Linked DNA regions of Homo sapiens: region 1 is linked to region 2. The links are chromatin loops, found by intact Hi-C in ENCODE. Cell type or tissue: PC-9. All regions are shown on one strand. Links, peaks and the distances in the headings refer to the core of each region. The heading gives the core; the rest is flanking DNA.

The links. Peaks named below come from ENCODE experiments on the same cell type or tissue, not always from the same donor. Only the 100,000 strongest peaks of a DNase experiment are listed, where the experiment ranks them.
Region 1: it touches region 2 in a loop (5-fold over the local background); 2 of 110 quality-filtered maps call a loop at or near these places.

What each region holds. Positions count from the first base shown.
Region 1 is chr14:69,577,833-69,593,701 of GRCh38, forward strand. No RefSeq gene overlaps it. Among named protein-coding and RNA genes, the nearest start is that of CCDC177, 11 kb to the left of the region's middle. In PC-9, for the core only: CTCF peaks have their summits at 7,371 (motif pointing right) and 7,572; a DNase peak (open chromatin) is centred at 7,369.
Region 2 is chr14:69,651,736-69,667,604 of GRCh38, forward strand. It overlaps SUSD6 (sushi domain containing 6), which reads left to right. Exons shown (of 6, transcript NM_014734.4): 2 at 6,778-6,978. The coding sequence starts at 6,858. Among named protein-coding and RNA genes, the nearest start is that of SUSD6, 48 kb to the left of the region's middle. RefSeq lists enhancers at 5,964-6,744, 15,401-15,640. In PC-9, for the core only: no CTCF peak of the experiment used is centred there; DNase peaks (open chromatin) are centred at 6,406 and 7,096; H3K4me3 peaks cover 1,024 bases; H3K27ac peaks cover 3,344 bases.

The DNA of each region.
Region 1 (15,869 bases), core at 3,285-11,284, 73 kb before region 2:
TGAGTGACAGAGTAAGACTCCATCAAAAAAAAAAAAAAAAAAAAAAAAAAAGGAAGGAAGGAATAATCCTCTTTACAAGATATGTAGAAATTGGCTGGGCACGGTGGCTCACACCTGTAATCCCAGCATTTTGGGAGGCCGAGGTGGGTGGATCATTTGAAGTCAGGAGTTGGAGACCAGCCTGGCCAACATAGTGAAACCCCATCTCTACTAAAAATACAAAAATTAGCCGGGTATGGTGGCAGGCACCTGTAATCCCAGCTACTTGGGAGGCTGAGGCAGGAGAATTGCTTGAACCTGGGAGGCGGAGGTTGCAGTGAGCTGAGATGGCGCCACTGCACTACAGCCTGGATGACAGAGTGAGACTCCGTTTCGGGGGGAAAAAAAAAAGACATGTAGAAATGACATTAAAAATTGCTCTGAATAGAGAAAAGCAGTTGGTCACAAAGCTAGTACAGGTGGGGCTGGGATTTGGACCTGGCTCTGTCTGATTCTGAAGTGGATCACATGCATTGTATTAATATTTCCACACCAAACTGAGTGTCTGTAGACATGTAGATTCAGATGGAGATGAGTAGGGTGGGCAAGTTGGCCTCTCCAAACCTCATTTTCCCCCCTTGCATAGAATCTTATTAAATTGCCTCCCTCAATGGCTAATCATGGCTGTGGAAAAACTATGTAGATGTTAACTTTATCCTTCAGTTTTCACATTTGTTAAATAGGGACAATAATGCCTACCTTCCAAGAGTGTTAGCAGAACTGGAACAGCTATATGCAAAGTACCTAGACCAGCACATTGTCAGTAAGCAGTGATACAATGGTTACCATTTCTTTCTTTCTTTTTTTTTTTTGAGATGGAGTCTCACACTCTGTCACCCAGGCTGGAGTACAGTGGTGCGATCTTGGCTCACTGCAACCTCCACCTCCCGGGTTCAAGCAATTCTTCTGCCTCAGCATCCTGAGTAGCTGGGACTAGAAGCGCACACCACCACGCCTGGCTAAGTTTTGTATGTTTGGTAGAGATGGGGTTTCACCATGTTGGCCAGGATGGTCTCGATCTCCTGACCTCGTGATCCACACGCCTCAGCCTCCCAAAGTGCTGGGATTGCAGGAGTGAGCCACTGCGCCCGGCTGGTTACCATTTATTTTGATAAACCTTATCTTACAGACATGGTGAGAATCAACATCTGCAGTATTTGCAAGTTCTTAAGGGGAAGCCCGACAAATGTTCTACCTTTGATTAAAGAATGATTCTGCATCTGGGAAGGTCATGCAAGGAGAGGGCAGGAGAAGGGGGCCTTGAAATAGGACACCAACATATCCAGCCACTTTGCTGGAACTGACTTGGTAGTCAATGCGGTGCCATCGAATTGTCAGGTATCTCCCACTTCTCATCTTTAAGTGCCTTGGACATTTCAGGAGATGGATTTCACTTCAGGTTGGGAGCTCTAGACTGCTGTAATTTAAGAGTGTTAAATCCAATTTTATTATAGTACCCAGTAAAGACAGCAGCCCAATTTGGGAACACTCACCTGCTTCTTATGAGTGGGGATAGTGGATATGATGGTAAAAAATGTGGGCTTGGGAGGCAAAAAGATGGGGCTGGGTGCAGTCACTGGCACCTGTAATCCCAACACTGTGGGAGTCTGAGGTGAGAGGATCACTTGAGCCCAGAAGTTTGAGATTGTGGTGAGCTAGGATTGCAACCACTGCACTCTAGCCTGGGCGACAGAGTGAGATCCTGTCTCATTAAAAGAAAAAAAAAAAGGCAGATGGGTAGTTCTAATTTCAGCTCCTCCAGGCTGTGTGATTTTAGGCAAGTTTCTTAACCTCTCTGAGCCTCAACTTCGTCTTTCAAAAAGGAAGGCACAATATGGACTGTTATTTTGCCTTACACAGACCCTTACAGATAATAACAATTAGGTACACCATTAGGTCCTTTAATATTACTAGCTCACTAATCTAGACAAATACAGTGTAGACATTATCATCTCCATTTAAATTCCTTTTGCACAGCCCCCACCACCCACTTCAGCTCAGTGTACTCACGCTCATCCATTCTCCTTCCTCTCAGTAGAGTCGAATTTGCAGAACAGAGGTTTTTTCACTCTAAAGTTCTACATCAGGAGTTGATAAACTATGATCTGTGGGCCAGATCCACTGCTTGGTTTTTGTAAATCAAGTTTTACTGGAACACAGTCATGCTTATTTGTTTGTATAGTATCTGTACTGCTTTTGCACCACAATGGCTGACTTGAGTAGTTTGGACAGACACTGTCTGACTCAACAAAGCTTGACGTATTTACTATCGGGCTCTGTGCAGAAACACTTTGCCAACCCCTGTCCTAATGACTGATAACAGCTTGGGCCAGTCATCAATGTATTGCCTCATAGCTCCAAGTTCACCCTACAGTACCTTCTCTGGGGTGATGTGCTGTAAGCGTTTGCTGTAAGCGTTTTCTGCCTGACAGTGAGCCCAATATGAAGGCTTGCCAGTAGGGGGAACCAGGGCAATGTTGCAGGAGGAAGGGGGTTACTCTTCCCAATCCTGTGTGCGGTGCTATTTGCTTTTTCTTGCCCCTGCTGTGTGGTTAGTGGTGGTACAGCTGTGTGGGAACGTCTGTGGTACTCTGCTCCAGTTGCATCTCCATAACAGCCCCTTGGTGACCTTGTAGCCCCGGCCCAGGCCTGGTGACCACCTTCCAGTGCCTTCCTGAGGTGGACACCAGGTGTTCCAGGCCTCATACCCGTAGTGGCACTCTGGCTCCCTCCCACCAGCCTCAGCTTACCTATAATTTCCTGCTTGCTCAACAGCTGTGGAGTGGCTCTGCCCTGGGCAGACTTCTGTGTCACCCAATGGGCTGTAACAATACCTCCTCTAAGGAGGTCTGAACTCCAATCTTTTTTTTTTTTTTTTGTAGAGACAAGGTCTTGAACTCCTGGCCTCTGGTGATCCTCCTGCCTCAGCCTCCCAAAATGCTGGGATAACTGGCATGAGCCACTGCACCCAGCTCCCCAGTCTTGAGGAGGGAACTCTCCTTCCAAGTTGTCCTTCCTTGAATACTCTCCTTCAGCCTTGGGGAACCGTTAGCTTCATACCTCTTTGTGTTAGGCTTCTCTGTTTAAATTGCTATGTGGTTTCTGTATCTTGATTGGACCCAGAACTATATACAGCTTAATGTGTAACCATTCCCAATTTCTGAGACTAAAGCCTTAAGAAGAAATTTAGGACACAAACCAGCAGGTAAAAGGTAATAGTTGTTAAAAGTAAAGTGTTTTATTTCATACTTTAATGAAGTAATATATGTTCATCAAAAGAGGAAATGAAAAAGTACAGGAAAAGGAAGGAAAAAAAATCACGTGTAGAAAAATCATTGCTGAAAGACCACCACTGTTACATTTTGGTGTGTAGGTGGCAGGGACTTGCAAGCTGCAGGACAGGTTCTTGTCTGTTTCTGCTCTCAATTGCTTAGGGTCCAGTAAGTGGTAGCCCTCCTGCTGGATGCATCGAGAGGAAATGAGATCTAAGTAGTGCTACTTTGCCCACTCTGTGTACCATAAAACTACCTAAAGTACCCTGAGCCATTAAGCTGCTTTGGTGAATCTTCAGAGTTAGGCTTCTTAAGCAGGTGATGCTCATGTTTAAGAACTGTCTCGTGGGACAGGAGAGGCCCAGCCTGCCCTTAACTGTGAAGCTGCGTCACTGCGGAGATGTAGAGGGAGCCTTATGATTAATCCAATGGGCTTTTCTCTCACTCTGTGAAGGGCTGCACCTCATTCCATCCACCAGCCTTTTGTATGATATTGCAGAAGCGTCCTCCTTCCTGAGTATGACCAGGAACCAGGGGTGCTGCCCCATGGGCATCTCCTCTGTGAAATGCTTGTGCTTGAAAGAACAGGCTGGTGCTCAGGAGCCAGGCTTGTTTCCAGTCTCTGCCTCTCCTGCTGGGCCATCTGCCTCTGGCATAAGCCACTTCTCTGCTCAGTCCCTTTAGGCCCCTTCCATTTCAGAGAGGCTACACTGGCATCACAGCCACTGTTCCCACTGGCCTCTCCCCCGTGCCTCTGCCTGCCAACATGCACGCACACACACACACACACACACACACACACACACACACACGCACACACACGCACTGATGTATTTCTTTCTTTTTACATTTTAACTTAATTTTAATTTAATTTTATTTTTTGAGACAGAGTCTTGCTCTATTGCCCAGGCTGGAGTGCAGTGGCACGATCATGGCTCACTATGTCCTTAACCCCCACGGCTCAAGTGATCCTCCCACCTCAGTCTCCCAATAGCTGGGACTAAAGGCATGCACCACCATGCCCACCAATTTTTTAATTTTTTGTAGAGATGAGGTCTCACTATGTTGTCCAGGCTGGTCTCAAACTCTCGGGCTCAAGCAATCCTCCCCTCTTGGCCTCCCAAAGTGTTGGGATTATAGGCATGAGCATTGTGCCTAGCCCCCCCTCCTTTTTCTTCTTAATGGACAATTCTAATTTAGAACATTATGCACCATTGCCTTCCATGATGCCTCAGACCAGTCATCCCAATATATATATTTAGACATTCAGAGATGAGTCATATTCTACTTCTGGGAATATGTGTGATCACTGGCAGAATATGTGTCTCTTGGGGATCAGGAATTTACCTTTGTATGTGTCTCTTGGGGATCAGGAATTTACCATCAGGCTCCTTTTAAATTTAATTTTTACTTTTATTTTGAGATGAGTTCTTGCTATGTTGCCCAGGCTGGCCTCAAACTCCTGGAATCAAGCAATCCTCCCACCTTAGCCTCCCAAGCAGCTGGGATAACAGGAATGAACCACCATGCCCAGCCATCAGGCTCCTTTTTACCCATCCAAATGTGTCAATCAACCACACAACAACAACAAGAAATGCATCAAAAAGTTATTGTTAAGATGCACCAAGCTCAGCTAGGATATCTGCAAATACTGAGAAGGGGAAGACAAGGCCCCTTACCCTGAGTGCCAGTTGGAGCAATAAGACCCAAACACTCAAGAAGTTAAATAATAAGAGTTAAATCCATTATTTTATCTGATAATCAACATAAGAGAGTGGTCACAGGCAGAATGTGATGAATGCATTACTAAGGAGCTAGACAGCGCTAGGTGGGTCCCTCAGCCTTGCTGAGTCTGATTTCCTTTCTTGATTGTATTAGTTTGCTAGGGCTGCTGTAACAAAATGCCCCAGACTAGGTGACTGAAGCAACGAAAATGTATTTTCTCACAGTTCTGGAGGCGAGAAGTCCAAGATGATGATGTCAGCAGCTTGGTTTCTTCTGGGGCCTCTCTCCGTGGCTTGCAGATGGCCACCTTCTCACTATGTCTTCACATTTGTCCCTCTGTTTCCTGTGTCCTAATTTCTTCTTATAAGGATAGTAGTCACATTGGATTAGGGCCCACCCTGATGACTGTACTTTAACTTAGTTACTTTTTATTTTTTAGAGATGGTATTGCTATGTTGATCAGGCTGGTCTCCAACTCCTAGCTGCAAGCCATCCTCCCTTGGCCTCCCAAAGTGCTGGGATTAGAGGCATAAGCCACCACATCCAGCCTTAATTACTTCTTTAAAGGGATGACATGGTTTGGATCTGTGTCCCTGCCCAAATATCATGTCAATTGTAATCCCCAGTGTTGGAGGTGAGGCCTAGTGGGAGGTGATTGGATCATGGGGATGGTCTTTCATGAATGTTTAGCATCATCCTCTTGGTGCTGTTTCTCGTGATAGTGAGTAAATGAGTGATCATGAGAGCTGGTTGTTTAAAAGTGTGTAGTACCTCCCTGCTCCCTCTCTTCTGCCTGCTCCAGCCATGTAAGACGTGCCTACTTCCCCTTTGCCTTCCACCATGATTGTAAGTTTCCTGAGGCCTCCCCAGAAGCCAAGGAGATGCCAGCATCATGCTTCCTGTACAGCCTGTGGAACCATAAATACAAAAAATTAGCTGGGCATAGTGGCAGGTGCCTGTAATCCCAGCTACTCAGGAGGCTGAGGCAGGAAAATTGCTTGAACCCGGGAGGCGGAGGTTGCGGTGAGCCAAGATCGTGCCACTGTACTCCAGCCCGAGTGACAGAGTGAGACTTCGTCTCAAAAAATAAATAAATAAATAAAAATAAATAAATAATCACACATGTGCTGGGAAGCAGAGGGACTGCTGGGAGACCCTCTAATCAGGCAAGAGATGGGCATGGCCTGAACTAAGGCAGCAGCAGTGAGGATAGAGAGCATAGGAAAAAAATGTGAATTTATGAGAGAGAATCAACAAAATTGGTGAGTGATTAGGTGTGGTATCAAAACTCCTGGGTGAGACAGGCACAGTGGCTCATGCCTGTAATCCCAGCACTTTGGGAGGCTGAGGTGGGCGGATCACTTGAGGTCAGGAGTTTGAGAGCAGCCTGGCCAACATGGTGAAACCCTCTCTACTAAAAATATAAAAAATTAGCCGGGTGTGGTGGCGGGTGCCTGTAACCCCACCTACTTGGGAGGCTGAGGCAGGAGAATTGCTTGAACCCTGGAGGTGGAGGTTGTAGTGAGCCAAGATGGTGCCACTGCACTCCAGCCTAGATGACAGAGTGAGACTCTGTCTCAAACATAAGACAAAGACAAAAACAAAAACAAACCTGCCTGGATGTCTGGCTTGGTCAACTGGATAGGTGTGGGGAGGACAGGTTGTGCTGTTCGCTGAGGTGTGAAGTGGAGGAGGAAGAGAAGCAAAGATGATGAGATCCACTTTCAACCTGTTGAATGGCCATATCTATCAGGTGTCTAACCTAATGGTTAATATCATGAGTTTCAGAGTCCACAGACCTGAAGTCAAATCCCAGCTTGTCAGGTCCTGGCTGTGTGATCCTGGGAGTTACTCAAACTTTCTGAACTGACATTTGTTCCCCATAAAATGGGTATAGTAATATCTCCCTTATAAGGTTGTTGCTGAGAATTAAAGGAGATTAAATATGTTCAGCACACAGCACAGTGTACCCATGCATCTGGAACGTAGTATTACGCAGTAAGTGGAAAGTCATTATTATTATCACTACATTTAGATGAAATGATGAGCAAATCCAAGCTTTCTTTTGGTTGCTTTCCTGTGTGTTTATAGATCATGTCTCTAACTTGGATTTCAGTTCCTCTGCTCCATTTGGAAACAGTGCCTTCTACTTTTTTTTTTTTTTGTCATTTGTTCCTGGAGATCGGAGTTTTTCCCTGATGCTCAGCTCTTTGATAGGGTTGACTAGAAGGCAGGATTATTTTGTTTACTGGAGGCAAATTTTGAGAAGGGAACTCAATGCTCACTCCACACTCTTACCACCAGGTGGCGTCCCTCCTCTGGTCATCTGCATGTAGAGACAAGGTATGAGAGAATCAACAAAATTGGTGTGTGATTAGGTGTGGTATCAAAACTCCTGGGTGAGACGGGCGTGGTGGCTCATGCTTGTAATCCCAGCACTTTGGGAGGCCAAGGTGAGCAGATCACCTGAGGTCAGGAGTTCGAGACCAGCCTGGCCAACATGGCGAAACCCCGTCTCTACTAACGATACAAAAAATTAGCCAAACGTGGTGGTGTGCGTCTGTAATCCCAGCTATTAGGGAGGCTGAGGCAGGAGAATTGCTTGAACCTGGGAGGCGGAAGTTGCAGTGAGCCGAGATTGCACCACTGCACTGCAGCCTGGGTGACAGAGCAAGACTCTGTCTCAAAAAAACAAAACAAAACAAAAAACATCGATAAAAAATAACTTCAAACATAAAAAAGGAATAAATAATAACCCCCTATAACCGCAAACTTACTGAATTGTAATGTTTTATTTTCTTATCCAGTTCACCTACTAGACAGTGACTTCTGTGAGGAGAGGACCTGTATTTTATGACATTTCCTCCCCAGCCCCTGTGTCTGACATAGATATTCAGTGAGAGTTTGAGGAATAAATGGAAGTACACTCGGTCCCACTTCTCTGTTCATACTCTTCTGCTTTCCTCCTTTTTTGGGAGATTCTCCCCATCTATGCCTTCAGTTTTTGAGAGGCAAGCAAGGAGTCAGCCGTGGGCACTCCCCCGACACTGAGAACTAGGGATGTCTTACCATGACACCCTCTGCCACCAAAGCTTGGTACACTAGAAACAGCATGGGCTTGGAACCACATACATGTATCCAAATTTCAGCTCTTTCTTTTTTATTCTTATTTATTTATTTGAGACAGAGTCTCACTCACTCTGTTGCCCAGGCTGGAGTGCAGTGGTGCCATCTCGGCTCACTGCAACCTCTGCCTCCTAGGTTCAAGCAATTCTTCTGCTTCAGCCTCCAGAGTAGCTAGGACTATAGGTGTGCACCACCATGACAGGCTAAGTTTTGTATTTTTAGTAGAGACTGGGTTTCACCGTGTTGGTCAGGCTGGTCTCGAACTCCTGATCTCAAGCGATTACCCTGCCTCAGCCTCCTAAAGTGCTGGGATGACAGGCATGAGCCACCGTGCCTGGCCTTTCTTTTTTTAAAAAATGAACATGACAAGTTGTTTATTGTCTCTGAGCCTCAGTTGCATTATCTGTAAAAATAAGAATTATAATTGATTTGCAGAATGGTTGTGGGAGTCAAATAAGATACCCAACTGCTTGGCATAGTAGGTGAGCATTAAATGTTTATTTCCTTTCCTGTGGGTTTTATGTTGATTCTCGGAAAATGACTTCCTCCTTGGGGAGGAACGGCTGTTATTCATTATGCAGCTGGAACAATGACAATATGGATCTTTGGGAAACACCAGCTTCCCCTGCCCCAGCATAGGAAATGGAATGTCAGCCTCCCCCCGCTTACCCAAGTCCTCTGTGTCCAACTAGGCCAGCGAAAAATGAGAAGGGGCTGCAGTGCCTCTGCACTGTGTCCTCCCAGTTATATTTGTCCATTCTTCCATTCATGTATTCATTCATACAACACTCCATATGGCTGAGTGCCTACTGTGTGCAGGCCCAGGGCTGGGTGCTCGGACTCAGTGGTGAACAGATAGACTTGGCCACTGCCATCACAGAGAGTTCGTGGATGGAGGCGAGATACCCGCACACCTTGCGACAGCCTTAACTGTAACTGTGGTAAGAGCTATGGATAAAAAGTGTGGGCTCTGGGAGGGAATGACAGGGGGATCTCACTTGTTCTGAGGCCTGCAGGGCTTCCCTGAGGAATTGGTGCTGAAACTGAGATATGAAGGACAAATGGGAGTCAGCCAGGCAAAGTGGGTGGGGAGAAGAGAACCCCTTCCATCCTTGTACTCCCTACTTGCCCCCTTTCCCCATCAACTTGTGGGGTGGCCCATGTGGGTGCACACCCCAGCACTCCCTGCCACAAAGTTCTACCTGGGCCTCACCCCCAAAACCTCCTGGCTCAGCCCCTCCAGCCCCCTTCTCAAATGGCTGCAGGAACTAGAGTCTCCTTCTCAAAGAAGTTGTCCTAAGATGACAGCAGAGAAACGTGTCCCCTTCAAGGAGAACTTGCCTTCTACTCAAGGACACATACAGATGAAGTATCTTTAAAGAACAGAATCTAAAAACGGAGATCTCAGGCACTTTCTGGCCAGAGTTTTGGGGAATCTTGTCAGTGTTTTGCTGACTCTACCCTGAGCACAATCTCCTGCCACATGGGTCCATCTTTCTTCTCTCCCTACGTCACTGCGATTCTTAGCCTCTCCCCACCAGAGCAAACAGGCAACACCCTGAGTCTGTCCTTCCTGCTTTGGCACAGCCAGAGGCCAGGGTCTGGAGCAGCCCAGGGCACCAGGTGAAGGTACACAAGTGTTCCATCGCTGGGCCAGAGGACCCAGCCCAAACAAGGGCAAAAGATGAACTTGACGTCAGTCCTGGGCGAGGCTGGCCAACGGTCTGTCTGTGAGCCTCAAAAGGAAAAGAAGGAATCATGACGAATGGAGTCAGGCTGCTTTCATTTTCTTTTCTTGAGTAGGCTGCAGAGCCAGGCAGTGCTGGCAACAAGAGGCAAGCCCCTGTAGACCCTCTGCAGATGGGATGAGGACACATATGCCCGATTAGAGCATAGCCAGATGGTGGCATCTTTAGTGGCAGTGCTGTCCTGAGTGCTGTGCCATTGAAGGGATATTGATAACTTGGATGTAGATAGAGTGATCAAAGATGACACTAATCTGGGCAGAGAGATAATGAAAATCATCATAGTTAGCATTTAGATGCCTGGCCTGTTTCACTTTGCCACACACTTTTGCATTGTATTTAATTCTCATGATGACTCTAAGAAGTAGGAATGATGTCCCTAGGTGACAGATGAGGAAACAGAGACTTGGCAGGGGTAAGCTACATGCCCAAGGTCACATAGCTAATATGCGGTGAGTTGGGCTTGGAAAACCGTCTGAGGGTCTCACCAGCACTGACAAACTCCACTCCGCTATCCATCATCCATCCATCCATCCAACAAAGATTTAGTGAACTCCTTCCAAGTGTTGGGCGACATGTGAGGTAAGGCAGACAAAGTCCTGCTCTCATGGAGCTTACATCCTAGGAAGGAGACCGAAAATAAAGAAGTAAACCAATTTTAAAACATTTCACAGAAGTGCTATGAAAAATAAAGTCATGGCCAGGTGCAGTGGCTCACACCTGTAATCCCAGCACGCTGGGAGGCTGAGGTGAGAGGATTCCTTGAGCCCAGGAGTTCAAGACCAGCCTGGACAATGTAGTGAGACCCTGATTATAAAAAAAAAAAAAAAATTAGCTGGGCATGGTGGCGTGCGCCTGTAGTACCAGCTAGTTGGGAGGCTGAGATGAGAGGATCGCTTAAGCCCAAGAAGTTGATAAATAAATAAATAAATAAATATAAATAAAAATAAAGTGAGGCAATAGGATAAGTCCATTTTACACTGAATGGCCAGGGAAGGTGTCTCTTAGGAATTGACATCTGTGGCAAAAGGGAGCCAGGTGGGGAGTGTCTGGGGAAGGCCTGTAGGCAGGGGTAGGTTTGGCATCTTTGAGAAACAGCATCAACTTGAATGGATTAAGTGAGCTGTGCTTCTAGACTGAGTTTCAAGAAATTGTTTAGGATAAATGTCAGGTCTTGTGCTTGGGCCCAGGGTACTGTGGACTTGCCTGGACTGGGCTGAGTGAGAGAGGCTGGAGTCTCAGTTGGTCTGGTAAAGTTAACACGATCTTGTTGTGCTGCGCTGATAAAGTAGTGTCTGGGGTGGAGAAGGGGATGGACTCTTTCCCCTGTGTGCTGGTCAGACCCACCAGGAGATCTGCATGCTCCCGGGCTGCACATGGACAAATTAGACTGTCTCGCCTGGAGAACTGCCACCAGGACAGTGAGCAGGATGGGGCGGAAAAACCACTTACTCCTGGCAGAGGAGATATGGGGAGGCACAAGCACTGCCTCCAGAAAAATCTAGGGTCAGTGGGAAGGAGTTACAAGGAATTAGATTTCTTTTACTTCTTTCTTCTTTTTTTTCATTGATAAAAGAGATATGTGCAATATCTAAAGTAGAAAAAAAGCATTAGAAAAAGGAAAATGAATCATTTAAATCCCTTATCTACTATAGGCAATCACTGATGACATTTGGCATAATTTCTTTTCTAGGCTTAAGAAAACATACTGGGACCGGGTGTGGTGGCTCACGCCTGTAATCCCAGCACTTTGGGAGGCTGAGACTCTGTCAAAAAAAAAAAAAAAGAAAAAAGAAAAAGAAAGAAAACATACTGAAATCATACTGAGACTCTGTCAAGAAAAAAAAAAAGAAAAAGAAAGAAAACATACTGAAATCATACTGTGCATATGCATGATTTTATTGATGTGTCTATGCTTGTCTAGATGTTTAGGGAGGCAGTGGAGGAGAGGGGCTAGAGGCAGACTCTGGGTGCTTGGCCTGGGCTTGGATCCCAGATCTGCCTTTTATTACCTGTGTGACTCTGAGCAAGGGATTCCACCTCCCATCCCTCAGTCTCATCCAAAAAATGAGGGTAATATTAGTGTCTACCACAGAGAGTTATTTGAGGAGTAAATGAGCCAATAGTAGTTATAAACACTAAAAACAGTGCTTGCACAAACCTAAGTTACATATTTAATACATAAGTAAATACCATCCTTCTTTTAACACAATAAGCATTTTATAGTGATGTCGAGAACTGTATGTAAACATCTTTCCATTGTCTGAATAAAATCCCTTCATATATTTTCCCATAGCTTATTGAGACATCCCCCAATGTGAGATATTGTGTATTTCTCATGTTGCACTACTTACAAGTGGCACATTTTTGATTGGTTCATTTGGATAGAGTCACAGAAGTAAAATTACTGGGTTAAAGGATGTGGACTTTGTTCTGTATTTTTTTCTTTTTCTTTTTTCTTTTCTTTTCTTTTTTTTTTTTTTTTTGAGACGGGGTTTCACTCTTGTTGCCCAGGCTGGAGTGCAATGGCACGGTCTCAGCTCACTGCAACCTCCGCCTCCCGGGTTCAAGTAATTCTCCTGCCTCAGCCTCCCAAGTAGCTGGGACTACAGGTGCCCGCCACCATGCCCAGCTAAATTTTGTGGGTTTTTTAGTAGAGACGACCAGTCAGAGGCAATGGGGTTTCACCATGTTGGCCAGGAGAGTCTCTATCTCTTGACCTCGTGATCCACCTGCCTTGGCCTCCCAAAATGCTGGGATTACAGGCATGAGCCACTGCACCCGCCCCCCGCCCCCCACTTTTTTTTTTTACATTTAAAAAGTTTATTTTTGGATAAGAGAAACCATACAAATGTAAAACATTCACACAATACAAAAGGATATACAGTAAGAAGGAAGTCTTCCAGTGACTCCTGTCTCCCAGTTTCCCGACTTAGTGGCACCAAAATCAGGTTCTTGTTTATGCTTCAAACGATAATTAGTACAAACAGCAGATATATGTATGTATAACCCCCATTTAAAAAAAAATGATATCCGGCTGGGCATGGTGGCTCACACCTGTAATCCTAGCACCTTGGGAGGCTAAGGCAGGTGGATCACCTGAGGTCAGGAGTTCAAGACCAGCCTGGCCAACATGGTGAAACCCCATCTCTACTAAAAATACAAAAATTAGCCGGGTGTGATGGCACATGCCTCTGATCCCAGATACTCGACAGGCTGAGGCAGCAGAACTGCTTGAACCCGGGAGGTGGAGGTTGCAGTGAGCCAAGATCGCACCACTGCACTCCAGCCTGGGTGACAGATCGAGACTCCGTCTAAAAAAAAAAAAAAAAAAAAAAAAAAAAAAAAAAAAAAAAAAAAATTAGCTGCTTTGCCTTGTTAAGAACAGACAATAATTTAACTGGAGATTTTAAAGATGTTTGATGCCTATCAAGAATTCATTTAGCAGAGGTGAGCACTGGTTTACACCTACCCTCTTTTAGCCCTAGATAATTAGTGGAATCAAGATTGAAATCCAGATCAGCTCATAGAGGTACAAAGACTAGTTAACAATGGTTGTCCCTGGGGAGGGGACCAATTGCTGGAGAATACCTTCCTCATACCTCCCAGAGAAGATCTGACTGAAAATGAGCTGCCTCACTCACCATAAAGCCCTCTGTTTTAAAAATGTTCAGATGTCAGCCAGATAACTGTATCCTCTACAGCAGCTTCTTGTAAACATGTGAGGTATACGGCAGTGCCGAGTGGAGGGAACCATGGCAGACTGCAAACAAGCATGGTTTTCCTAGACACTCAGACTCAAACACAGTTACAGATGGTGCTGGGCCAACAGCCAGTTAAGACCCCAAGATTGCAAAGAGATAATCTAAAGAACACACACTTTACATGCAAGTGGCTGTCTTTCTGGGTGGATGGGCATGGCCCCCACTGAACCCCAGATATCTTTTCCAAGCTCTGATTCTTGCAAATCATCTCATGTGGAATGGAGAGGAAGCAGTGCCTTACCAAACTGACAATGGGAGGGGAGGACCACTCACTGGCACTGAGGGCCTTATGGGGACAGAGGATTCTATCCAGGGCTGGCATCAGGAGTGTGAGACCATTTTTCCATCCAACAATGCCAGTTTCAGGGAGAGAAAAATGAGGCCTCTAGAGTGCAGGTGCAAGAGCCCGGGAGGTGTTCTTGTCCCCTAGGGAAGCTGCAGAAGGCAACCAGTCAGAGGCAATGGGTTTTCACTGAATCCTATTCCTGGACCCAGTGAAAGAGCCAGTCCTGTACAGGTTGGGGTGGGCTGGGGGTGGGTGTTGCTGAGACTTGTGGCTCCAAGGGGCTCTAGGGAGAACTGGACATTAGGAAGGCTAGAGTCAGAGTGTGTGTCTTGGTGGGGAAGTCTGAGAGATCCCAGGATGGATTCCCAAACTGAACATTCGGTGCCTCTAGAAAGGCTACAGATGGGCCTGCTGGAAGAGGGAGTGAGGGCTCTTGGGGTCTGGGACAAGATAGAAGGGTCTGGAGGATTTGCTGCAGGGTTCTGAGGCCAGGGTGACCCATGGGGAACTTGGGTCCTTGAGTTTGTTAAATTTGGGGGGTCTGGGAGTCATTGGATTTTTTTTTGTTGTTGTTGTTTATTTTTTATTGTTCTTCTGAGACAGAGTGTCATTCTTGTTGCCCAGGCTGTAGGGCAATGGCACGATCTCGGCTCACTGCAACCTCTGCCTCCGGGTTCAGGCCATTCTCCTGCCTCAGCCTCCCAAGTAGCTGGGATTACAGGCACACACCACCGCACCTGGCTAATTTTGTATTTTTAGTAGAGATGGGGTTTCACCATGTTGGCCAGGCTGGTCTTGAATTCCTGACCTCAGGTGATCCACCCACCCTGGCCTCCCAAATAGCTGGGGTTACAAGCGGGAGCCACTGCGCCCAGCCTGGATTGTTAATTATGTGGTTTTCTCTGCAAAATTTCTGTAACCTTGTCAAATTACTTCTTGTTTTTGAGCATCTGTGTCATCACTTGTCACAAAAGCCGTGTCCTCTTCTGAGGCATATTATACAGCAAGACTTTAGAATAATCTACGAAGCTGAGGCATCCAGAGAGTAGGACTGTAGACATAGTGTCTTTGTTAATACGATCACAAAATATTTAAATGTCTCATAACTAGAAGAAAACTACGTACATTCATAGACACTCCCTAACTCCAAAAGATAACAAGATGCGTTGATAGACACCCCCCTTAACTCCAAATTCCACAATATACTCCTAAAACTGACAAATATTTCTGCCTGAGGGTTAGTATCAAAGTTGCATTTTAAATGTGTAAATCACACCTGTTGACTCCTCAGGGCTGTACAGAGCCTTCAGGTGCTGGGCGCAAGGTCTTGAGCCTGAACAAGTGTGTGCAGGCCCTCCTTTCTTCTCTTCTTTGTACCTCCTCCATTCTCAACCCTTCCCAGCAACACAGAGATCAAAGCTGCCCCCTACACCATACAAAGCTATTGCTGGAAAAGCCACATAAACGCTGCAGCTCTTTGCTGACTAGGGCTGGGAGTGGTGCCAGGCCAGAGATTTTAGAAGGGAAACCTTCCAAATGGGGGATTAAGCCTCTGGAGCAGATGTTGCCTGTGGATCGAGAGCATTCAGAGAGCTAGGCAGGCAGCAGGCAAGGACTGGGATTTGGATAGCTCAAAAAAAACCATTGAACAAAGACCCACAGACACTGCACCAATGGAGAGACCTAGGAAGGGTCAGCTGTCATCAGGGGTCCCTGGGGAGCCCCCGTCAGCCCCCCCAAGAGACTAGAATCACAGTGAGTCATTTCCAAAGTGAAAGAAAGGCACAGAAGAAGTTTTAATGTGAACACCTCCCTGACACCTCACCCACGGAGGACTTAGCGGATATTCCTGCCTCTTCCAGCTTCACACTCAGCCTCCCTGTTTTAAAAATGGGAACAACTTCATGTCTGT
Region 2 (15,869 bases), core at 2,708-10,707:
TTTAGATATGTTTTGATACTGTAGCCTGGCCATTTCAGGGTGAGTAGGAGTACAGAGGGGAGATGTTGCAGGGAAGAAAGAGAGGTTAAGGAAGGGCCTGGGCAGCTTTGGCTGTATTAGTCATTTCTCTTACTTATCACACCCCTCTGGGGAACTTTGGACTTCAAAGTGTTAGGACTTGTTATCATTACAACCTGAAATGTAATTAGCGGGTTAATTTCTGTTCATGTTTCTGGAACTGTTCTTTGTCCTTTCTCATCATGTGGCAGGATCAAGGTTGGTGAACATAGTTAATTAAAGGAATAAACTCTGTTGTTCTGGACTCTCACCACTACTACCATTATCCTCTGTCTAGATTAGTCTGAGGCAAGAAAAGGATTTATGTTGGTTTTATCATCCCAGTTCCCTCTCTTAACTAATGGACAGAGGAGCCATGGTTTAGGAAAAAATTTGTTCTAAAAATTACATGTAGAGGTCGAGACAGGCAGATCACTTGAGGTCAGGAGTTAGAGACCAGCTTGATTGACATGGCAAAACCCTGTCTCTACTAAAAATACAAAAATTAGCCAGTCATGGTGGCGTGCGCCTGTAGTCCCAGCTACTCAGGAGGCTGAGGCACGAGAATCACTTGAAGCCAGGAGGCAAAGGCTGCCGTGACCCAAGATTGTGCCACTCCCACTGCACTCCAGCCTGGGCAACAGAGTGAGACTCTGTCTCGGAAAAAATAAATAAATAAATAAATAAAAATAAAAATTACATGTAAACGGAGTCTGACTTTACCCACGCAGCACCTGGGAGCCACGCTTGACTGAATCAGACCCCTCTTGCCTTTAGGAGAAGTGTTTGATAGTGTTTGATAGTGTGAGATGACCTTGCACCTTCAGCAGGACTATGGCATTCTCAGCAGGGGTGGGCCCCAGGCACGTGGACTGAGGAGATCTGGGCCCTGGCTGTTTCCTGGCTGGCCCTAGCTGCTGCTGCTGTTGCCTCCCAAGGCCAGAGCCATTTTTGAAGGTGACTCCAGGGCACCTTTAAACTTATTAGCAGGCTCTTGGGTTAACTTGGAAGCATCTGTGGCAACAACAAGCAAGTAAACCATGTGAACTTTGGGCTTGTGTTGCAGGCCCTTACCAGAAGCCCACCGTGCGTGTCATCATTTCTCAGCCCTCTGCTGTCTTGGCTTCTGGCTAAGACAATAAACATAAGCCCCAGGTGTTTCTAGTTTACAAAGCATTTCCTCATATTTTGTTCCTTTTGAGCCTCAACAGAGTCTACGGAGATAGTCAAAGCAAGTAACAGCCCCATTTTACAAATGAGGAAACAGGGGCAGAGATGAAGTAAGTGACTTCCTCAAGGTCAGAGCTGTGGCTTGAGGGCAGTTTTCTTCCTCATTGGAGGAACTTACGGACAGGAAGTGAGTGTCCACGACATCACATTCAGTAGGGCAGTCACCCAGCTGTTGATATTCTAGGTTTACAGAGGTGGGAGAGGCTGCCCTTTTGGGGCTGACGGTCGAGCTGAGGCCTCCTGCTACCACCAGGTGTTGGGGCAGCAGCACTAGTTCCCAAGAAATAAAATCAGAACGGTGACTCTCCTTACCTGTGTTTTGAAGAGGAAAGCCGGCTATTGGGGTAAGAGATGGATTACAGCAAGAGAAGGGTAGAAGCGGTGAAGAATTCTGTGGCCTTAGAGCCTTTTTCAGATGTGGAAACAGAAGGCAGAGAGCCTTCATGACCAGCTCCCTGGCTGGTGGCGGAGGTGGGACTGAGTCATTGAGGCCCTCTCCTCTGTCTCAGCTCTAAGTTCAGATGTGATATTCCTTGTGAGGATGGCCGAGTGCTAGTTTTGAACTTGATGCTTAGTTCTAGGTTCCTCTTCAGTGATAATTTTTTTTAATTAGGAGGAGTAGTCACTAACATGCCAAAGGAATACTGAAGTGAAATGGATTCTTTTTGTTTAAACAAAGTTTTAGCCTCAGTATTTCTCTAGGGATAATGAATACCTAGTGAAACTTTTTTTTTTTTTTTTTTTTGCTTGGTGTACTAAAGCCACAATCCAAGGACAAGTCTTGTTTTTTTAAATTCTATATTCAAGGCAGATTATTTCTTAAAATGATTAGATTTATACTGTGGCCCTTTCTCCACAGTAGCTGGGTTCTCCCATTCTGGGCAATACTTTGGAGATTTAGGGGTTAGCTTTCCTCTGTTTTATTTCTGAAGCAGTAACCCTTGGCCTAGCCTTACATATAAACACCCCACTGACTACCTTCTATTTATCTTTTCTTTGCAAAGCCCTCATTTCCATCACCCCGTCTGTTCTGCACCTGTCCCGTCTTAGGCTTCAGGATGGAATTGGTTCCTCGACTCAGGTAGCTGCTTAAGCAGTAAGGGAGGAGCCAGCTATTCCTGCAAAGCAAAACCAAAAACAAACAAAAAACCTAAAACTGATCAGGAACTCATACATGTACATCTTGTCTGCTCCATTTCCATACCGGCTCCTCCCCACAGTATTCATGATTTTGGCAGACCTTTGCTACCTGCCTGTCAGATGCCAGGCCTTGTGCTGGCTATTGAAGATTCCGAGTTGAGTAATTCACTGTCCCTGCCTTCAAGGAAGTCTCAGCCTGGTGTGGTGAGACAGATAAACAAATAGATACAATAACCTGTTAAAGGTACAGTCATAGCAGGGTAAGAAGGGGTCATTTCTACGTTGGAGGTGGGTGTGGTGTGAAGTGTCAGGAAAGAATTCCTCTAGATGACCCTTGTGCTGAGCCCCTAAAATGACTCTATTCCTGGTAGAGGGAGCAATTAGGTTTTTGGGATTTGTTTTAATGGCAGTTTGTTGAGAGAGGAGACAAGTGGTCTATAGGAAGGCCTTGCTACATTAACTTAACATTTTGTTTGAATAGATAATACATGTACAAAGTACAACACTCAATATAGTAAAAGGGAATATATGCAGTTAAAAATTTTTTTTCTCCTTCCCCGTTAACCACTCAGTTCCCCTCCCTGAAGGCGACCATTAGTTACCAATTTCTTTTTTTTTTTTTTTTTTGGTGTGTGTGTGTGTGTGTGTGTGAAACAGAGTCTCATTCTGTCACCCAGGCTGGAGTGCAGTGGCACAATATCGGCTCACCACAACCTCCGCCTCCTGGGTTCAAGCGATTCTCCTGCCTCAGCCTCCTGAGTAGCTGGGATTACAGGTGCCCGCCACCACACCTGGCTAATTTTTGTATATCTAGTAGAGACGGGGTTTCACCGTTTTGGCCAGGCTGGCCTTGAACTCCTCACCTTGTGATCCACCCGCCTCGGCCTCCCAAAGTGCTGGGATTATAGGCATGAGCCACTGTGCCCGGCAGTTACCAATTTCTTATGCTTTATTCCAGGTGAGTTTTTCCGTGCTTATAGGGGTGTGTGTGTGTGTCTGTCTTTCAAAAATACATGCATATACCCAGGTTATTTTTTTCACATACTAATTTTAGAAGTCATTCCATATTAGCACAGGTTGAATTGCCCTGTTCTTTTTAAACCTCTGTACGGTATTCCATTATATTGGGTGTACTATAACTTATTTAAGTATACTCCCCTTTCATGAACTTTTAGGTTACTTCAGTCTTTTGCCTTTACAAACAATACATGAATATCTTTCATATATGTCATTGCACATGTGATTTCTTAGGGCACATTCTAGAACTGATAAGTCAGAGTATATGTGCATTTTTTTGGAATAGTTATTAACAAGTTGCTCTCCGAAGGATTCTATATTGATTATAAAATGCTAGCCAGGCAGAGTGGCTCATCCCTCTAATTTCAGCCCTTTGGGAGGCTGAGTTAGGAGTATCACTTGAGGCCAGAAGTTTGAGAGCAGCCTGGGCGACATAGTGAGACATCCTCTCTCTTTAAAAGAAAAAAAAAAAAAGTTAGGTGTGGTGGCGTGCTCCTATAGTCCCAGCTGCTTGGGATGCTGAAGCAGAAGGATTGCTTGAGCCCAGAGGTTCAGGTGAGCTGTGCTCACACCACTGCATTCCAGCCTGGATGACAGAGTGAGACCCTGTCTTTTAAAAAACAACCAAAAAACGCCAAAAAACTAAATTTAAGATTCTTTACCATTTGGCCGGCCCCACTGCTCTTCCCTTGCCTGTCCCCTCACACCCCACCAAAATCCTCTAAAATCCCTGCCAGTATGATCTTCCTAAATGAGTTTAGTCTTATAATTTCCCTGTTTAGAATCCTTGTAAGGGTAAAGTTTAAACCCCTCTGCTTAGCCCCTGCCTCCAGCCTCTGCCAGGAGTAATGTGCTCCCATAGTACTCTGATCCACTTGTATTTGGTGCTTCCTTTTTTTTTTCTTTTCCTTCCTTCCTCCTTTCCTTTCCCTTCCTCTTCCTCTTCCTCCATTCTTCCCTCCCTCCGTCTTCCTCCATTCTTCCCTCCCTCCCTATTCCTCCATTCTTCCCTCCCTCCCTCCCTCTCACATCCTTTAGGACTCAGCATCACCTCCTCTAGGCAGTCTTTCCTGACTACCACCACTTATGCACAAAACACCTAAGCACTACCTTATGTGGCCTCATTTATTCACTGCTTAAATATTTTTTATACACGTGCTGTGATGTGGCACATGCAGGTGTCATTCTTGATGATCCACTGGTTATTGCCTTGAGGGGATGACAACTGCCCGGTAGGGTTACCTGGTGTGACTGCACCTAAAACAGCAATACCAAAGGGCCCATTGCCAGTTCTGTCACTGACCAGCTGGGGCCTCTGAGTATATCCCTTAACCACTTTGGACCTTAATTTGGCATCTGTCAAATGAGATGGTGGAACTTGAGGAACTCTAAGGCCCCTACTGTGCAGGTCTTATTAATGATTACAACAGCAGCAGCAGCCAGTGTTTACTGAGGACTTACAAAGCACCAAGCACTTTGCCAGGCACTTTGTCTATCCTAATCCTTACATCAACTCTACGAAGTTAGTATGGTTACTATCCCTATTTTACAGATGAGGAGACTAAGGCTAAGAGAGGTTATATGACTTGACCACAAGGTCATAATAAAGAAACAGATTTGAATCCAGGCATTCTGACTTTACTGTTCTTAGCCACATAAATGGGCACACATTCGACACACAGTTTTGTGTACTGTTTGGTGGTCACTCACAGACTCCATCCCAGACCTCTGCATGAACCATCCCTGTTCTACAGTTTTAAAGGCTCAAACTGGAGTCTGGGTGAAACCTGGGGACAGAAGACTGCTATAGTCACAATTATTAGAGGGAAATGGGTGAGGACCAGTGGCCAGCTCTGTTCATGAACCTTTGACAATTCTCACAGAGAGTCTTGCTTTGGACAGAGACAACTTACGTTGCTGTTTTCAGTTACCCTCTTTAGGAGGGGAGAGTAGGCCTGAGTCATGCTTCAGACACAGATTAAAATCAGATTTGGTACCAGGTGCAGTGGTTCACGCCTGTAATCCCAGCACTTTGGGAGGCTGAGATGGCGGATCACTTGAGGTCAGGAGTTTGAGACCAGCCTGGCCAACATGGTGAAACCCCATCTCTACTAAAAATACAAAAATTAGCTGGGTGTGGTGGCGGGCACCTGTAATTCCAGCTGCTTGGGAGGCTGAGGCAGGAGAATCACTTCAACCCGGGAGGTGGAGGTTGCAGTGAGCCAAGATTGTGCCATTGCACTCTAGCCTGGGCAACAGAGCAAGACTGTGTCTCAAAAAAAAAACAAAATCAGATCTGGGTAGTATCCCTGGCAGAGTCCCAGGGGCATCCTTTATTAGGGTTATAGATGGCAGACTCCCTAATCTATGCATATAAAGCCTTATTAATGGAGAAGGGGGTGTGTGTGTGTAACTTAAAAAAAAGAAGTGTAATATTATATGGAATACCTGTTGTAAACTAAAATAACTGGCAAATGAAATTAAATAAGTTAACTGAAATATAATAGGCCCACACCATAATGTATTGTAATGTATCGTCAACCCATTTACCTCCCTAAAGGCTTATAGAAAAGAATCTTTAAAGTCTTGAGCTCTGATACACACACTCTTTCTCACTCTCTCTCTGTCTCTCTACTGGTTCCTATTTTTCTGAAGTCTTTGTCTGAACTAGAGTGGGTGGGTGGTAGGGCTAGTTAGCAATTGCAGCCCATTCTCCATGCCTCCCCCCGTCTCATCTTTTTCAGGGACAGCCAACATAATGTGGTCACAGGTGTGTTGGGTGAGCCTTGATTAATGAGATTCACGGCTGTCGAGTCAGGTCCTCCGGCTCATCAGCCTTTGGCAGTTTAGCAAGCAGGCTGGGGCCCTCAGCTCCCACTGCTGCATTCCTTCTCTAGGCGGTGTATTCTCTCTTTACGACACGTGTTCTCTCTCTTTTTTTCCTTTTGGTTAGTTGAACTTGTTCTGAGTCCAAGTGGCAAAGGCAAAGCCTGACTTGGGTGTAGCAGCTCTGTGTCAATAGCCGTCTCTCTGCTGGAGCCTCCAGGCAGGCGGTGGGGCAGAGCTGGGCAGTTTCTGAAAGCCCTGCTGTGCCTGACTGCCATCCAGGTGAGACAGAGCTCACCTCCTGGCTTCTGCACGCTGCAGGCCTTGTTTCCCCAGGGAGGAGTTGAAAAGCCACTTCTGTGCTTGCCTCTCCTGGCAGCAGGGATTCGAATAGTTGCTAGAATTCTCTCAACTTTGTGTGTGATTATGGCTTCCTTACCAAAGTGGCTGCTTTTAACTAACTTATGGCTGAAGTTTTCACTTTATGTCCTTGTTTGTTTGTTACAGGTGAATCAGCTCCCGGCCGACTTTAGGATTCTTCTGGATTTTAAATTTTTTCTTTTTAAAAAAACTTGGACGGATAAAAGATGTGCCATGGCAGGATAGCACCAAAGAGCACCTCAGTGTTTGCCGTGGCCTCCGTGGGACATGGAGTGTTCCTTCCGCTAGTGATCCTTTGCACCCTGCTTGGAGACGGACTTGCTTCCGGTAAGTCCTGACCTGCCTTCTGTGTGTGGGTGGGAAAATATTTAATACCATTGTTTCTCTCGAAGACTAGGACAGGGGACTCTCCTCCTGGCAGGCGGTTTCAGGGAGAGCAGAGGGTGGAGGGCTTTTGTGGTAAATATAGCAGGGAGCCAGTCCTTCTGAGGTCTAATGAGTCACCTGGAGGAGGGGCGTGTGGGAGCCTGCTGGTGGTAACCTTGTCACCCCTCTCCCCCAGCCATAATCATCATCAGGAGGACAGAGGTGTAAGGTTCAGAGCACAATATGCAGGTTAAGGGGACAGACTTTGGAATCAGACTGCCTGTGTTCAGTGCCCATTCTCACTACTTGCCTGCCCTGTGACTCTGAACAAGTTATTTTACTGCTGCAAGGCTCTGTTTCCTCAGCTGCAGAATGGGATAATAATAATACCTACCTCACTGGGTGGTTGTGAAGATTGAGGTAATAAAATAAGTATGTAATGATTGTTAGCTGTCTTTTGTTTGTTCGTCTTTCTGCGCTTTTTCTCAGAATGAGTGGGTAGTTGAAGTATTGTAATTTAGTGAAAATAAGACCCGGTCACTGACACTACAAATGTTGTGATCTTGGGCAAGCGACTTAACCATTCTAGGGCTCAGTTTTTCCCTCCATCAGATGAATGGGTTTACCTGGAATAACATTTAAAGTCACTTCTTTGCCCCTCAGTAAATGCTTTGATGATTCTAAGGACTTTGTGGTTGAAGATGGTGAGCTGGACGGGCCCTAGCAGGGGCTAGACATGCCCCATTGAGCCTTTTTGTTTGTTTGTTTGTTTGTTTGTTTGTTTTCAGAGAGTCTCACCCTGTTGTCCAGGCTGGAGTGCAGTGGCACGATCGTGGCTCACTGCAACCTCTGCCTCCCGGGTTCCAGCGATTCTCCTGCTTCAGCCTCCCGAGTAGCTGGGACTACAGGCTCATGCCACCACACCTAGCTAATTTTTTTATTATTTAGTTGAGACGGGGTTTCACCATGTTGGCCAGGCTGGTCTTGAATTCCTGACCTCAGGTGATCCACCCACCTTGGCCTCCCAAAATGTTGGGATTACAGGCGTCAGCCACGTGCTCGGCCCATTGAACCTTTTTGAGTTTGTACAGCCCTTGTTGCCTTCAACAGTGCTCCAGAGACCCTTCTAGGCAGTCTTTGTGTGATCTTCTAGACAAAATGTCCTTAAAGGACATGTTTGGGTGTGTACGGTAGGCCTCTGGGTGGTGTGCCACAACCTACCTCTGTGTCTACACTCCAGAATCATCATTGAACTCACCAATACTGGTGTTCCTACTGGACTTTGTTAGAAACACATACATGGCAGTTTCCTTGTCCAGTGCTTCCTGGAGAGGGATCTCAGAACTAGATCCTGGAAGGGGACTTTGGTGGGGACAGTAGGGGAGTGGTATATTGTGGCTGTAGAGCCTCCATAGTTTAGTGCTACTTCTTTCATTCTCTATCAGCTCCCACCACCCACTTATCCAACATAAACAGATAATGGCACAGTCTCAGCTAATCTTTTTTTTCTTTTCTTTTCTGAATTGTTGGAAGAAACAATTACAGATTTTTTTGTTCATTGTAGCCTTCTCCACTACCAACATATAGATGTGCCTTTCCTTCCACCCTATTCTGACACTTAACCCAAGCCTTTTCCCCCTAGGCATGAGGAGCCCCTGGCACAGCCCAGGGGGCCATGATGATTGGGACCCCACAATGTGGCCATCATGGTTATATGAGGTTTCAAAGGAAGAGAAGACCAGGCTATACCAATGTGCAACAAAATGAAGCAGAGCCTCCTTTCATAGGGTCACCCCAAAACCAGAGGAGGCCTCTAGAAGTGCTAGTTGCAGAACCACAGAGTGTGGTTGACTCTCTTATTCACCACTGTGTCTTTAGAGCAGAAGTTGGCAAACTGGCCCACAGGCCAAATCCTACCTGCCATCTGCTTTTGTAGAACCTTCCAGTTAACTGTTTATATTTTTAAATGGTTGGAAAAATCAGAAAGATATTTCATGACATGTAAAAATGTATATGAAACTTAAATTTCAATGTCTATAAAGTTTTATTGGAACACAGCAGTGCTCATTCATGTATATATTGTCTATGGCTGCTTTTGTGCTGCAGTGGCAGAGTTGAGTCGTTATGACAAAGACCATGTGGCCTGAAAAGCCTAAAATGTTGAGGCTTTAAAATATTTGGGTCTTTGTAAAAGAGGTTCTTCCCCAGCCCAGAACAAATGGTGCTCAATAAGTATGCATGTGAATGGAATGACTGTCAGAGCAGGAAGGAAGGAAGGCCTAGTCAAAACCAGCTTGGGCTTCAGAGAACTGTGCACTTGCTGCCCAGAATCTCACAGCTAATGGTAGGGCCAGGACCTAGCCTGGTGCCTGGCATACCACTGTGACCTGCCTCTTCCAAGGCTCCTCTAAGGAAACTGCCCTGGCGTGTGGTGTTAGTGGCATAATGTCTGCCTTAAGCCTCTCTAGTGTCATTAAGCTATCCTATTTACCCCTAACCTCCCTTTTGTTGGCTTCATCCCTCCCATTCCCCACCTCATTTTCCAACTACCCACACCTTCCCAGCTTCCCACTCAAGATCCGAAATCCATTATCAGGTTCCATACTGGCTGGATAAAGGGATTATTATTTTCCACTGTGGAAAAATGTGTCTGTTTATAGTGTGGGCTCAGACCAGGATGGGAAAGTTGGCTCTGTTGTTTTCTTTCCCCTCCCCCACCTGAAAGAATGCTCCTTCCCTGCCACCCCAACCTCCAAGTCTTTTCTACTCCCCATAAAACATGTGTACTGGCAGGGGAAAGGGGTTCACCTTTGCTTAGATCCTGTGTACTAAGTTGCTACCAATGTTTTTCCCTTTCTTTGGAGTAGCTTCTAGGGGAGTAGGTGCCCTTTCTAGGCCTGAAACCCAAAGCACACCTGTATGGCCGTGCCTGGCATAAGCAGCATGCCAAGCAGGCTTGTCCAGAAACCAGGATCTCAGATACTCTGAAGCCGAGGAAAGGCAGTTTAATTCAGGAAAAGCCTCTTTTCCTCTTCTTGTGTTTCTTTTTTCTTTTTATTTGTTTTAGAGATGAGGTCTTACTCTGTTGCCAGGCTGGAGTGCAGTGGTACAATCATAGCTCACTGCAGCCTTGACCTCCCAGGCTGGAGCAGTCCTCCCATCTCAGCCTCCTGAGTAGCTGGGACCATAGGCATGCACCACCATGCCCAGTTAATTAAAAAAAAATTTTTTATGTTGCCCAGGCTGATCTCGAACTCCTGGGCTGAAGTGATCCTCTCCCCTCTACCTTCCAAAGTGCTGGGATTATAGGTGTGAACCACTGCGCCTGGCCTCCTTCTTGCATTTCTTACCTGTTCTTATAGCTGCTCCTGAACACCCACTTCAGAGACATTTTTAAGTGGGTGCTTGTAAAATATACAGCCTTGCTATCCAGTGGGCTGTAGTAGACCCTGGCTATATGCGTGTGTACAGGCACATTCATGACTCTGAGAATACCACTAGACATAGGTAACTGGGCATCCTCTGGAGACAATTTGTCTGCATCGTCTCTGGTCGTAGATACCACAGTCATCATAATCTGTATCATCTCATCATCAAATATCACAGTTTTGATCACAGTCTAAGGTAGGAAGAATCAGGTACTTGAGAGTTCTGGAGTAAAATTACATCATGTTTAAAGTTCAGTTTCCATACTGGTTTCTCTCATCTACAGCTCGAGATTTGCAGTTATAGCAGAAAAGGTGTTAGAGAGGCATTGGGTCCAGCTTTCCTTTGGTCATTCCTTTAAATGGGGAGAATTATTGATAAGTTTCCTTTTTAAGAGTGGCAAAAGGAGGCGTATCTTATTCTTCACACCTAGTCACACCATGCAGTGGATAGACCAGAATTAAAAATAAAATCTATGCACATGCTATCCAATTTGCCTTTCTTGGACTAGGCGGAATTAAGATCTTTTCTCTGTAGCAGCCTTTCTCAGGTCTCCAAGTCTTTCATTTTACCTGTAGTCTTAAGAAACTTGCTGTATGACCTGAGGCAAATCACATGACCTCTTTGTGTCTTTTGCAAAACAGAAACAATAATCCTTAAGAATGTTAAGTTGGTGTTGTGTAGACTAATAAAAATGATTGGAAGGCAGGCACTTGGCATATAAAATGAAGTGTGTGATGTAATTCCCAAATAACAACAACAGAATTGGTATGTGACCTACTGTTGAGTTACAAGGTGCAGTAGACTTTTTATGCAGTTGATATTCTTTGCTGTCATTGAAACACAAAACTTAAGGTGCAAAGTACTGTTTGAGTTGGGGATAAGAGATTTTTGGAGCAGTTATCAAATTTGACCAGTAAGGAGGGATTAATTTACTTCAGGAATCCCCATTGCTTTCCAGAAAGCTCATGTTTGCATAGTTTGATCTTAATCCAACTGGCTTGCTGACTCATAAAAAGTTTTTGTTTGCATTCTCTTTCTTTCCTGAGCTTATTTACTAAACAAACTCAGTATTTTACTTGTTTCTGATTTTTTTCCCCTTAAAATGTTGCCATGACATGTTAGGCCGTGTTAAACATCACACAATCACCTAAAACAATTTTAGAATAGCAGGGAAAACAGCCATCTGCATTTCTACATGACAGAAAGCCAGGCAGTTAGTTTTCATTGAAAATGGAAAGTGTTGAGAACTAGGTTCTCTGGGAGATGACTTGGCTTTAGCCTGTAGCAGAGAGATGTTGGCAGGTGGCCCTGGCTCACCTCATCTTGGAAGGACCCTCGAGTCAGAGAGAATGTACACTGAGTTGAGAGGAGAAAACAAATGGGAAACTAATGTGTATAGAGCATCACTTATGTGTCAGGCTCTGTTATCGTTCCATATAAAGCTCTCAGAACACCCCAGCTAGGCAGTTGTGCAACCATTTTATAAAGGAGAAACTGAACCAGAGACAGGTTCAATAACTTGTTCAGAAACTGATGATTTTAAGTGGTGAGGCTGGCTGGGATTTGTGCTCAGTATGTCTGACTCTTGCCTATGGTCTTTTCTGGGAGCCACGCTACCTGTGCTGAGTGACAGGCTTCACTGAGACCTGTTTTTTGTATTTCCTGTTTGAAGTGCTCAGATCAGCCTCCAGAAAATTATTCTGATGGAGGAAGAAAGAGATGATGTTTTCTCCTGATGGATAAAAAGGATACAAGAGTCATCTCTGGGTCACCATGTTTCCCACTATGGTTGTTTCTTTTTTTTTTTTTTTATTTGAGATGGAATCTCACTGTGTTGCCCAGGCTGGAGTACAGTGGCGCGATCTCGGCTCACTGCAAGCTCCACCTTCCAGGTTCACGCCATTCTTCTGCCTCAGTCTCCCGAGTAGCTGGTACCACAGGCGCCCGCCACCACGCCCAGCTAATGTTTTTGTATTTTTTGGTGGAGATGGGGTTTCACAGTGTTAGCCAGGATGGTCTCGATCTCCTGACCTCATGATCCTTCCACCTCGGCCTCCCAGAGTGCTGGGATTACAGGCATGAGCCACTGCGCCTGGCCCTCTGTGGTTGTTTCTGTTCTCATCTACAGTGGCTCTTGGTTGTTTGGTTCCAGTTTAGGCACAAGGTTTGCCAAGGTGGTTCTATTCTTGGAAAGGAACAATAGGGACGTAGTAAATAGTTTGCTAAATGAGGATATAGTTCCCAAAACATCCGCAAAGCATCTTCCTGTCAGCTGCAAACCCTGTTGATGAAAGTGATGTAATCTCTCCATGGTGTAATTACCTGTGACTATAAAAAAAACTTAGAGATTATGGTAGGAGGCTGGATGGGTCATTATAGTTCTCGATGAACCCTAGTGTCATGAAAAGGCATTGAGAAATTACCCTCTGCACACTAATTGTTGTGCCATGTTTAAAACATTGACAACACATGGTACCACCCTCGCACTGTAACTTTCTAATAAAAGAAACCCAGAGTCCACGTAACTGGGTCCCTATTGGGTTAAAGTCCTCATTAAACACAGATTCCATCTGCTGAGCAATGGTGCCCCACTACCCTGCTAACTTGCCAGCTTAGAGGTTATTCTTCTTACCTACCCGACTTTCTGCAAAAGAGAGGCACAGGATGCTAATAAAACAAAAATTAGGGTTAACACTCAGTCTTCAATGATTCTAGGTAGGTTTCCAGATGAACACCTCTCACCACTTCTTACCCACTGGAAGAGTGCAGTGCATCACTTGGGAGTGGGAGCCTGCAGAGGGTGTGAGGAGCCCTTCCAGGTGGCCTGTGCTGGTGTGCCTGGCTGCCTGGACTGGGATCAGATCAGGAGAGACCTTGGCCTGCCTCAGATTTAGCTTTGGGGCCCAGAGGGACAGAAACATTTAGAGATAACGTTTCCATGGTGCAATGTGAATGAGGAGTTCCCTGGCTGCTGACTTCTTTCCAGCCCTGTTCATCGACCTCATCTTCAGCTAATTTAACACATGAAAATCCGAATTCACTGAAAGATGAGGGTGTGACTATAACTTTTTTTTTCTGAGACAGGGTTTCACTCAGTTGCCCAGGTTGGAGTGCAGTGGCTCTGTCACAGCTCACCGCAACTTCTGCCTCCTGGGTTAAAGTGATCCTCCCGCCTCACCACCTTAGCCTCCTGAGTAGCTGGGACTATAGGCATGCATCACCACACCTGGCTAGTTTTTTAAAAATATTTTTGTAGAGATGGGTTTTGCTGGGTTTGCCCAGGCTGGTCTTGAACTCCTGGGCTCAAACGATCCACCCGCCTTGGCCTCCCAAAGTGCTGGGATTACAGGCATTAGCCACTGCACCTGACTGACTATAACTTTTTAAGAACAGGATTGTCCCTAGGATTTCTTCACATAGCTGTCTCTTATGAGGTGGAGTGGGATTCAATTCATGTACACCTCAAAATAGTAAATACCACCTGCAGCTCTCATGGAGCCACTGAGATCATGAGTATAACTGAGTATTATATCTAGGTACCATTATGCTTCAACTCTTCACCTTGTTTTTTGGAATGACTGCATAGTCTGATGAAAAGCATGTACTCTGGAGTCAGATTGTCTGGGTTGAATACTGCTTGCATTCCTTGCTGCTTGTGTTGCCTTGGATAATTTTTGTGACTTCACTGTCTGTATTTCACCAGAATGGGGATGATAATGTCTGCTTTATAAGATTGTAGTGAGGATCAAATAAGATAGTATATGTAAGGCATTTGGAACATTGCTCGGTACACAAATAAATATTCCCATATTGGAAGATCAGATCCTAGCACCAATTGATATCATTCCACACTTCTGGTTTTATGACACCACAGCTGCTTGGTTCAGACAGACTCAGGTTGGAACGTGCTCCCTGTTTCTTCCATATCTCTTGGATTCTGTTTGAATCAATTCAGTGCATACTGAGTAGAGTTAGATCCTTGATATTCGTGAGGTTTTCTGAGTCCCTAAATTCTCAAATAACACATGTTGGTTTCCCATACATGAAGACGAGTAGCAAAGAGTGGTAAATGCCCTTCTGAGATGTTGGTGCTGGAGTGAGATCAGCTAAGTGATCTCACTGTGAACTATTTGTTCTCTTCAGGGAGGCTACCCTGTTGGTATTTCAGAGCTGATATTCCTCAGGGATGCTATTTGTTAGGAACATTTGGAGTCAGTTTTGAAACTTTACATATTAAATATGAGAATGCCAAGGATCTGTTCTTTTAAAGACATTTTTTATTTCGTCAGCACAGTGATGTGATTGGAAGGTTGCATTTTACATGATTCCAAAACACAACTGGGAGAATATAACATTAGAATTAAAAAATAAGAAATATCTTTTTCCCATTTGGTAGTCCTTTTGCTTCCTCTTGCTTTTCGTAGCTATATTGGTATTTCTTCTTTTAGGAGCCCCTTTCTACCTAGATTTATTGGCATCCCTGGTGATGGAGATTTTTTTCTTGTTTAACTTCTTTGACTTATTAGCTTTGCCAGTAACCAGATCTTTTAAAGGAGAATTGTTTAGTCATCCAAAATTCTGGGAAGTAGTGCAGGGAAGGTAAACAGATTGTCTTCAAGATTTCTTGGCCAAGTTTTTTTTTTCATTCTTTTTAAATCACAAAAGTATTTTTGGTATTTCAGTGGGGAGGGGGCACAAAATGTGTTTCAGGAAGTTATGACCAAGTAAAAACAGGGCTATAAAATAATTCTGCTTCATCCTTTGTTATTCTGAGTAACAAGTGACACTCTATGAAATACAAAGGGCTTGATCAATTCTTCCCATGTAGTAGACACATGTCTCCTTGGGAGAGGGCGGGACCTTTGTGTTTATTGTCACTGGCTTGGCTTCTGATGATTCGGCCTTGTTGACCCTGGCTATGGTAAGAGGCACCAGAGAATGTCATTGGGATTGTTGCACACTAGACTATGACTGAGTGGGTATGAGGATCAGCCTGTCAGTGTTTCCTGAGCACTGGTCTAGGCACAGAGGGGTTTGGTGGCAGATAGGAGAAAAGTCTTGGATTTCTCTTTTTCCCTGTTGATCTCATTATGATCCAGAGGCTGGATTGCAAATGACCCAGTGGAGTCTTCAGCCAGTGCAGCCCCACTAAGGCTCCTTGATAACTGTGCATGGTTGCTCACAGTTTCTTTTTTTTTTTTTTTTTTTTTTTTGAGACGGAGTCTCGCTCTGTCGCCCAGGCTGGAGTGCAGTGGTGCAATCTCGGCTCACTGCAAGCTCCGCCTCCTGGGTTCACGCCATTCTCCTGTCTCAGCCTCCCGAGTAGCTGGGACTACAGACACCCGCCGCCACACCCAGCTAATTTTTTTTTTTTTGTATTTTTAGTAGAGACGGGGTTTCACCGTGTTAGCCAGGATGGTCTC